Regions from separate parts of the Homo sapiens genome. Here region 2 is linked to region 1. A link is an interaction called in ENCODE POLR2A ChIA-PET data of the cell type or tissue named here. Cell type or tissue: MCF 10A. All regions are shown on one strand. Each heading gives the region's core, and the rest is flanking DNA. Links, peaks and the distances in the headings are about the cores only. Region 1 has its middle 6.5 kb from the start of DCN. Region 2 has its middle 66 kb from the start of DCN.

Region 1 (5,399 bases), core at 307-5,306:
TTGTGGGGAAATCCTGCTTCTGGCAAAAGCCTTGAGGTATGGAAATAAAAGTGGAGAGGCAACAGGAAGTACAGACAAGTAGGGTTTTGCAGTTTAATTGGTGGGTGCCTGGGGGATCATTTGTGAAACTTTGAGCAGAGCCAGTTGGTATGGTGAAATCTCAACTATGGGACCTGGCATGGCACTGGATGGACTGAGATGTCAAAAATTGCCATTCTGAAGGGATATTCAGCTTGAGTAGAGCTTGGACTTGAACCAGTGCCAAGCTAACAGGCTTTTGCCAGCAAAGACAGATTCTTCTAGCTGCTTAAAGGGATGTAACATGGAAAAATTGAATGTATATGCCTCGGGGTTTGAAGAATCTTGACCTCTACAGGGCTAATAATCAACAACTATTTATTTAGGTTTACCATGTGCCATGCCTGTTTTAGGCATGCAAAATACAAAAGTGAACCAAAGTGACAATATCCTTGCTTTTATGGAGTTTGCATTCTGGGAGCCACATCTAAGAATGCTTAGCATGATTTAACTGTGGGGTGAGCTAAATTATGGTTTTAAAACTGCAAATGAAAGTAACCTTAGGCAAATTTTGTCTGGTACTGATTTTTTTCTAAAACTCTTTACATAATATTTAAATTATTTCTGTTGCTTAAATTTAGACATTTAAGTCATTTGTTTTTAATTTCAAAGTACTCAGTTTTTGTGTTTTTTTTTTTTTTTTGAGATGGAGTCTCACTCTGTCGCCCAGGCTGGAGTGCAGTGGCGCGATCTCGGCTCACTGCAAGCTCCGCCTCCCGGGTTCATGCCATTCTCCTGCCTCAGCCTCCCCAGCAGCTGGGACTACAGGCCCCCGCCACCACACCTAGCTAATCTTTTTGTATTTTTAGTAGAGATGGTGTTTCACCGTGTTTGCCAGGATGGTCTCGATCTCCTGACCTCGTGATCTGCCCGCCTCGGCCTCCCAAAGTGCTGGGATTACAGGCGTAAGTCACCGTGCCTGGCCCAAAGTACTCAATATTTAAAAAAAAAACAACAACACTGTACAGCAATAGATATTATTATTTTAGGAAGATATTTATTAAGTTGTTCCATAAAATAGTTTTTTTTTGGAAAATATTTCTCGTAAGACCAAGATTAAAGCTTTTATTTGACTATGACAAGTTAGTTAAACTGTATAGTCACAAGATATATCCTTTCCTTTTTTTCATAAAACTGCTGTGACAAGACAGGTATGTTACTGAAGCCTTATTGTGAATACTGATTAGAGAACTTAAAATACGGCCTGTTAATAGGGAGTCAGTGTCATCCCACCACATACCTTAGCTGGTCTCCAAATTATGTCCACAGTGCATATTTTGTAAACAAACATTTGGTGACATTAGAGCTTCTTTGATGAATTATTTTTACAGAACAGTTGTACATTTTAATTGCTATGTTTCTGTGTGGTACAGATTTTAATAAAAAAATGTTAAGCCTCTCCAAATTGCACCTTTAAAGAACCATAGCAAATTCCCAGTGCTTACTGACTAAAGCCATGCCTGTCTTCCTAGAAGTCTTTCCCTTGAAGCCTCATAGTGCTGTCTCCTCCCTTGCCTCTGATAGTTTCTTCCCATTTCACTCTCCTCCCACTTAAATTTGAAAAAACAAATTCTAGCACAAAACAAAGAAATGAATACAGAAAGCTTTTTTTTTTTCTAAATTGAAAACCTCTATGATTTTACTCATATGGGGTATCTGAAATGGGCAAATTTATGAAGACAGAAAGCAGAATAGAGGGTATAAGTGGTTGGAGGTGGGAACAAAGGAAATCTGAGGTTATTGTTTCATTGATGCAGAGTCTTTAGGATGTAGTGAAACTTTTGGAAATAGATAGTGGTGATGGTTGCATGATGTAAATATACTTAATTCCACTAACATGAACACTTAAATATAAAATGGTTAAATTCATGTTATGTATATTTTTACCACAATGAAAAGCACACATACACAAAGGAGTCATTTAAACCACCGCATTTGCAATGGCATCATTAAGCACGAGTTAATGTAACATTGGTACTACCACATTTTAATTGTCAGCTAGCAGCAGTCAAGATTTGCAACTACATGGAATAAAAACAAAAAACCTTCACAGTATTTCCTGTAATCTCTCAGCAGCTTTCCCTATGTGGTTTTACTTTCCAGTGACAGGCACATAATGTTCTTATCATTCAGAGGGTTAACAAATCACCTATTTGGAGAGTGTTTTGATAGCACAAACTTCTATGGTTCTTGGCCCATGGAAAGAATTAAATACTCTGTTTCTAGTTGGATTTGAATTGTCGTAGACGATGAGTAATGCTAGAAAAGTTATTGAAAATCGCCTCCAGGAATGAAGATGTTTCATAAGAAGCCAATCTTTTGATGAAGAAAGCTCCAAAGAGATTTAAACCTGAAACACCAAATGTGATCATGCCCCAGTTTTCTCTTCTTGCCCCCATAGGCTCATAATTATAAAGGAAGCTTGCATATTGGTGATTTAATGCTTTTATAAATGATAAGCTCAGACATTATTCTATAAAGAATGGGCACATAAATTATTTTCAAGCAGCCTATTTTCTCAGGTAGTAGAAAAGGATCTATACAAGATACAGGATTATTTCCAAAAATAAAAACACTCATGATTCAAATAGCATGTTTTACTTTGTTGTCAAGTTAATATATATCTGCATCAAAAAATCATGTCATGAATTATTAGAGAAATAATCTCAAAAAGGCAAATTGCAAGGGATGAATTATTGCCTTTGAAGGAGCAACTTGAATCAAATCAAATAGTTCTCAAGGGGCTGAAACTATCTCAGAAAAAGTTCCTAAACTAAGTCATTATTTTATACTACCAACATTAGAATAAAACTTTTCATTCATTTGCCTACTTAAATTCTGCAAGGCTGTACCCTGTGGTGGAGCATTTACTTTTCCTAAGATACTGGGTAAATTGAAAGGAGAATATTTACACACCAAATAGGGGCTCTACAGTAAATACATGCTGCACAGACATGACCTGCATTTGAATGCTCCAAACTAAACAGGACATAACTTTCAGGTTAGAGTGTGAATAAAAGGCAAGTAGAAAAAGAAAACAATCTCTTAAAATCTTCAATCCATCCTGAAATTTTATTTATGTGTCATTAACTTAACAGAGTTTGTCTTATATGACAGTTCTGTTCTAAACCTTTACATATACTGACTCATCTTATTCTCATCTGAAGCAGGTACTATCCATGGAGAAGGTCCCTAAGGTCACACAGATAGCCAGTGGCAGAGATGAGAATCAAGCATAAGCAATCTGGCCCCTGGTCTGCATGCTGAACTGCTGCATTATGCTACCTTCCTGAAAAGCTAGTGAAGAGAAGAGATCTTTGTTGAAGGAAATCACAAATACAGGGTCTTTTTTGTTTTCCATATGTCAGGCATTCCACACTATTCTATTATATCGTATCTTGTGCTTGGCCTCAACTTCCGACTTCACACAGGGCATTTTTCTTTGTTGGAAAAGGAGGTAAGGCATTGTTAAAGGGTCTATTTTGGCAGGTATATGGTGGCAGGCCTGGTTTCAGCAGCATATTCAACTAACACGCAAAAAGGCAGGAGCAGGACCCAGGAAGGAGTCTTCCAGGTAATGTCTGGCTTTTATCATTCTCTTTTGTAGTTTTCCCTCACTCCCAGTATACGCAGTTCCAAAGATCACCTCATCTGTAAAATGTCAAAATTTTTGCCATCACTCAGTGCAAGAAGCTTTCATTCAACACAAGGTCCTTTCCCATGTGAAAAACCAGCCAATCGGGAAAATTCCATATGAACCTTTCCTTCTTTCTGTCATTCTATAATTCAGATTGTGTGATTCTCCAGCATTGCTCAGACCAGAGTCCCTTTCAAGACGATACATTATTTTAGTACCCTAAAAGTAAAGTTGAACTCACATAGAATGAGTAATTTCTTATAATTTTCACATACATCAAGAAGTTTAGTTAACGTAATCATTTTTGTTTGTTCTTCCTTTCCATTGGAAGCATCCTTGGAGATGAAAATGCAAACAAAGAAGTCAACTTTTCCTGCTATCACTTACAATGGCAGAAGTGTTGGTTAGAGTGGTGCAGAGGGCAGTGTTCAGAGTACGCTGCCTCATCACACATTATTTGTGCTTTTAAAATTGACTATGTACCATGGTGCCTGGTGCAGAATGAGTACTCCAAACTTTTCTTTTTAATGTATTACATCATCTTCCTGAGAAGTAGCTCTATTTTCGCCATGCTCATCTATCTTCCTTCCCCTTACTAAGATATTAATATACTGAGATTAAAACTACAACCTTCTAACTAGTTTCCTTGACTCTAGTTTCACCACTCTACATGTGCTTGCTAGATTTGATTTTCTAAAATAATAATTGGATCATGTTATTACCTCATTCAATTACCTTTGATAACATCTAGATTCAAGCATAATAATTGGCACATATTCATCAACAAATTAATATTTGATGAACAAATGAATGAATAAATGTATAAGTGCTCCATGGGAGAATTTCAAGTCCTTCCACAGTTAGACCTTACCCTCATTTATTTCATTATCTCCTTTTAGTTATTTCCATAAACATGGGACATTAATTTATTGTGTGACTTTGACATGTCAGATACCATGAGAGTTACTGAATGTTCAAAGAAATAAAGGAACTCAAGGCTTCTTTGAAAGAAAGTATCTGCTTAAGCCACATTGATTTATTTATTGTCTTCTGCTTTCCCATTGCCAAGGTTTGTTAGTGTCATTTTGCCAACATAAAAAGCCATTTCTTTCTTTTCTCTCCATGCATATTCTTTTCATCCCTCAGGATTTAGCTCAAATTGTACCTTGTTCATTATAAACACTTACCTAACCACTCAAATGTAAAGTGATCCATCCCTCAATCCCTTCTCTGACTTTCTAAGACAATTATTTTAATTACATCATACTTTACTTTGGCCGGGAATTATACATTATAAGTTTTCTGGTATGCTAAAGCTAAAATATTATTATACAAATCTATAGTTTATGCCATATCTCCTTATGCAACATATTTCCCTTGAGGCTATGCCCTTCACATCGTACTTTGTATTTCTTGGTATCTTCCATGGGGCCTGGTATAACACTTCCTCCCACAGTGGTTCCTCAGTCTATATTTTTTGATTAATTGATTGATGAGTTATTGTAAATTTCCTTGTATTTAACAGAGAGGTATGTACCTTGTGCAGACTAATGGATATTCAATAAGTGTTGATTTACTGTCCAAGTACAAACTAATCAATATTATGGAAATAATAATTAATCTTTTAATTAATTACAACTGACAAAAGAGATGCCCCAGAGCATTCAAGAAAAGTCAGGAAATT
Region 2 (5,399 bases), core at 206-5,205, 60 kb before region 1:
AAACAGATTCTTAAAAATTATGTCTGCCTATTTAACTTTTGGTGTTTAAATTTTACTTAATATCTTGGAAATGGTAATGAAGCTTCCAACCTAAAAATATCTACCTCCTACTACTATCTATCTCCTACTAAGAATTAATCTATATCCTATTTATCTATCAATCATAAGTTGAAGAAAAATTTATTGAGAAATGTGTAATAATATCTGTGGCAAGCACTGGAAATCCGTACATTAATAAATAGATCCACGCTCTAACTTTGATAAATTTCAAGTTGAGATTTTGAGTAAAAGATTCTAATAAGTATATGAACAAATTTCTACAGGAACTATACCTCGTGGTATAATTGCCTTTGACTTGAATAGACATTTCTGCATAAAAGACAGACAAATGGTCAACAGGTTTATGAAAAAAATGCACAATGTCACTAATCCTCAGGAAAATGCAAATTCAAACCACGTGAAATATCACCACATACCTGTTAGAATGCATATTACGTAAACTGAAAAAGACAACAGTGTTGACAAAGATGTGGAGAAACTGAAATCCTTGTAATAGCGAATGCAAAGTGGTGACACCATTATGGAAAACAGTATGGAAGTTTCTCAAAAAACAATAGCAATAATGTATGTGCCAGCAATTCTACTTCTGGGTATTTATCCAAAAGAAATGAAATCAGGATCTCGAAGAGATATTAGCATGCCTATATTCATAGCAATATTATTTATAATAGCCAAAATGTGGATCTAAATGTCCATGGACTGATAAATGAATAAAGGAAATCTGATATATGCATACAATGGAATGCTATTCGGCCTTTAAAAAAAAGGAAATTCTGTAATGTGCAACAACATATATGATCCTTGAGGATGTTATGCTAGGTGAAATAGGCCAGCCACAAAAAGACAAATACTGCATGATTCTACTTACATGAGTTATCTAAAATAGTCGTGGAATTACTGAGGGGAAGGGAAAATGGGGAGTTACTAATCAGTGGGTAAAGTTTCAGTTACTCATGAAGAATAAGTTGTAAAGATCAGCTATACAACATCAACAGTAAAAGCTTATGCATTTCAAAATTGTTAAGTGAGTAGATCTCATGTAAGTGTTCTTACCACAATAAAAGAATTAATAAAGTAAAAAAAAAAGCCTGTGCAACTCAAGATCCCTGTAATGTATCTCTTGTCTTTCTTTATATTAAATTTCCTTGCCCTGTGTATCAACTGTGTTGTAATAAAAACTGTTATATCAGACTTTCCCTTACGTGATGAGAAAACCTTTCTACATGGAACTGAAGTTGACTTAACCCATTTAAAAGAGATCTTAGAACATGTTATCTATCTGAATGGATTAAAAAGGGGATGAGAGCACAACAAGATTCAGCATGAAACAGAATCAAAATTACAAACTGCGCTGTGCTCAAAACAGCTCACATTTTGTAATCAGAGCTCTCCCAGATGTTCTCAAAGAGTCCCAGGACAATCATGTGAAAAATAAGGATATGAGGCAATGAGAGAACTATATATCCTGGGGATTTGTTTCTTTATAACAAAACTCCTTTAAAGTAATTTATCAAAGTCACCCCAGAACTGAAGACACTTACCATGGTCGTAAAACCTCAAACTTAGTGCTCTCTTTTTGGAAATTGAAATTGCTGCAGGCTTTTTTTGATTGGCCATTTCTTTAAAAAGCCAGTTTGTCATTTACCATAAATATAGGTAAGAGAGGATGAAAAGAAAATGTTGCCAGAGACAACAGTGGAGTGGAAGTTGGATGCTACTAATAAAGTTTATGCTTAAGGTCATTTTCAAAAACATAGCACAATGTATACAAGTAAATAACACACTGAATATAGGAGCAAATTCCATGTCTGTTTTTGAACAAACAGCACATTCTGTAGATTTTAGGTCCATTAACATCAGGAACTAATCTTTTACATAAGCCATTTCTATTATCTTGTCCAAAGCTGAGGTCATACACTAGGGAGAGAGGGGTGAACTTTTTATTTCACACACACCCATTGCTGGCTGAGCTTAGCATGTGAGAAATCTGTTACCCTATTAATTATATGAGCTGAAAACAATTCTTGTTCATATTAGTCAGAAGAATATAACTCTCTTTATAATAAGTAAAGATAGAGATTACTTTAAAATATTTTGGAGGATTTTGTAAAAACACAGTTGGGACAGAGGCTGCTGCCAACCATAGAACTGCTTTTAATTAAAACCTTGTTCAACATGCTTACAGTGGAGTTTTCTTATTTTTCTATTATATAAAGATTAACTGATTCAGCAATTATTGAACTCGGGACACATTATAAAACTTTCTTCTGAGACTATTAAGCCAAGAAAAAATCAGCTGTGATTCATTAGATAATAACACTATCAGGAAGAATGTGCTCTAAGTTATCCCTTAGTAATGTTTTTTTGTGGCTGTAAAACACACAGGCCTGAACTAAAAAAAAAAAAAAAAAAAAGCCTTTTCATTTTAAATTTAATAGAAATATATATAATTAAATAGTAATGGTAGATATATATATATATATAAGGCCAATGGACCTATTAAACAGAATGTAAAAGTTAGATAAACTGGGTTCCATTCATAATTTAGATTGCTTCACTATATGCCATAGTAAAACTACTATTACTCAATACTTAGCCCATAAAGTCAAGCCAACTTTGTCTATTAAGGGATGTGGTGCAATTTTCACATAATATTTGCATGTTATAGAGGACTAGAGGGACTACACAGAACTTAATTCTTCAGCATTTTCTTGGACTCCAGGAAACCTCCAAATGCTCTCCCCTCATCAAAATTTACTATTAACTCCAAATTTTTGCAAATGACTTTGTCACTAACTATGTGGAATATATCAACGTTCTTTTACTTTTTCACTCTATTTTCTGAGAAGGATATTTTCAACAGTGAAAGAAAAACTTTCATGATCACATTCCACTAAGTTTTCTGATTGTGAAGTAATTAAAATAGTATCTAGGTGATCTTCATAAAATGACAGAACCACAATGATAATTGGGAAGTTCAAAAACCTTCTATCAACCTTGATAGAACTGCTAGGTAAAAACCAAATCAACAAAAATATAGAAGACCTGAACAACATTATCAACTATAAAAATATGGCATCTATAGAACACTTCACTGAACAACAGCTAAATATACATTTTTTCAAGCATGCATGGAACATTCCTTGAGATACATCAAGTCCTAGCTATAAAATAAACCTCAACAACTTTAAAAAATTTGAAATTATAAAGAGTATGTTCTCTAATCATAACATAATTAAACTAAAAACTAATAGTAATAAGAAGAAAATCTCTGCACCTTGAAAATTAAACAATACACTTCTAAATAATCCATGATTCAGAGGGGATATCAGACGAAATAAAAATGCGTAAAACTGAATGAAAATAAAAAATGCAGCATATCAAAATATGTGAGATGTAGAGATGTAGATAAAGCTGTTATGAAAGGGAAATTTATAGCACAAAATGCTTATGTTAGCTAAAAGAAAAAAAAAGTGTGAAGGTCTTAAATCAATTACCTCTGTGCAAAATTTAGGAAACTAGAAAACCAAGAGTAAATAAATGCAAGGCAGGTAAAGTGTGAAATAATAAGTAAAAGAGTAGAAATCTATGTAATTGGAAATCAGAAGACAATAGAAAAGAATCAACAAAACAAAAATTGATTCTTTGGAAAAAATAATAAAATTGATGAGCTTATGGCAGGACTGGCCAAAATTTAAAAAGAGAGGACACAAGGCAAAAATATCAGCCATATAAAGACTAAAATGCAGTACTATGAGCAGCTTCTACTCATAAATTCAAAGTAGACTGATGGATCAATTCACTGAAAGCCACAAACTGTAAAATCCCAACCAAAGAGAAATGTATCATTTGATTAGTTTTTAACTATGAAAGAAATTCAATTCATAATTAGAAGTCTTCTGAAGAAAACAATTACATGTCCAGATGGTTCCAGTGAAAAATTCTAACAAACATTTAAAGAATACCAATTTTATACAATCTTTTCCAGAACAAAGAAAAGGAGAGAAAGCTTCTTAATTTATATTATGAGGTCAGAATTTCTCTGACACCAAAATAACAAAGAAAAATTACAGATCAATATCCCTCATGAGTATATATGCAAAAATCCTTAGCAAATTGAATCCAAAAATGTATAAAAACAATTATACACAGTGAATAAATGAGATTTATTTCAAGTAATGAAAATCTGGTTCAAAATTCAAAAATCAATGTAATTGACTACATCAAAATGCCGAAAAGAAACATATATATATATAATTAATTAATTAATTGAAGTAGAAGCATTTGAAAAACTCCAACACCCATTAATTACAAAAACTCTCAGAAAGTTATAATTACAGAATATTTGCTTGAACATGATAGCAAAATGTAAAAAAAAAAAAAAGTTTATAGCTAACAGTATATGTAATAGTGAAATACTGAAAGCTTTGCCCCTAAGATTAGGAACATATTAAAGATGTCTACTCTTACCTCCTATATTTAACATAGTACTACAAGTTCTGGTCACTCCAGTGAGGGAAGAAAAAGAAATGAAAGTTATACAGATTGGAATGTAAGAAATAAAATTGTCCCTATCTGCAGATGACACGATTGTCTTAGAAGAAAATTCCAAGATATCTCTATAAAAATTAAAAAGTAGAACTGTTAAGTTAGTTCAGTAGTTTGAAAGATACAAAACCAACACAAAGAAACTCATTCTTATATGTTAAAAAATAGCATGTGAAAACAAATTAAAAACACAATACCGTTTTTAATCACTCCAAATAAAATGAAACTCATGTATAAACTTAAGAAAATGCATACAGGATCTCTACACTGAATATCCCAATATATTGTTTGAAATAAATAAAATACCTAAATAAATGATGAGAGTTACTCTGTTAATGAACTGTGATTCAAGATATGAACAATCTTCTAATTGATCTATATGTTTAATGCAATTTCCAACAAGATTTACATAGGCATAATCAAGCTTATTCTAAAGTTTATATGGTAACACACAGACTCAAGAATAGCTAAAACAATCTTGACAAAGAATACAATAGAAGGAATTATTCTACCTGATATTAAGTCTTACTATTTAGCTATAATAAATGAGAGGGTATATTATGGCATAGGGATACAAGCAAATATCGATAGTAAAGAGTAGAAAATCCAATAATAGACCCAAAGGAATACCGACATGATTGCAATAAAGTTCAAAAACAACTTGCTAGATGAAGGATAGCCTTCTCAACAAACAGTGCTGGAGCAACTGTATATCATAGGCAAAATATGAACTTTGATTTAAATTACATGTTATTCTAAAAGTGAACTCAAGATGGATCACAGACTTAAAT

The links. ChIA-PET counts read pairs that join two places held together with the same protein. Peaks named below come from ENCODE experiments on the same cell type or tissue, not always from the same donor. Only the 100,000 strongest peaks of a DNase experiment are listed, where the experiment ranks them.
Region 2: POLR2A ChIA-PET joins it to region 1 with 5 read pairs; 3 of 35 experiments call an interaction of 5 or more read pairs at or near these places.

What each region holds. Positions count from the first base shown.
Region 1 is chr12:91,186,570-91,191,968 of GRCh38, reverse strand. No RefSeq gene overlaps it. Among named protein-coding and RNA genes, the nearest start is that of DCN, 6.5 kb to the right of the region's middle. In MCF 10A, for the core only: no CTCF peak of the experiment used is centred there; a DNase peak (open chromatin) is centred at 2,288.
Region 2 is chr12:91,246,543-91,251,941 of GRCh38, reverse strand. No RefSeq gene overlaps it. Among named protein-coding and RNA genes, the nearest start is that of DCN, 66 kb to the right of the region's middle. In MCF 10A, for the core only: no CTCF peak of the experiment used is centred there; no DNase peak of the experiment used is centred there.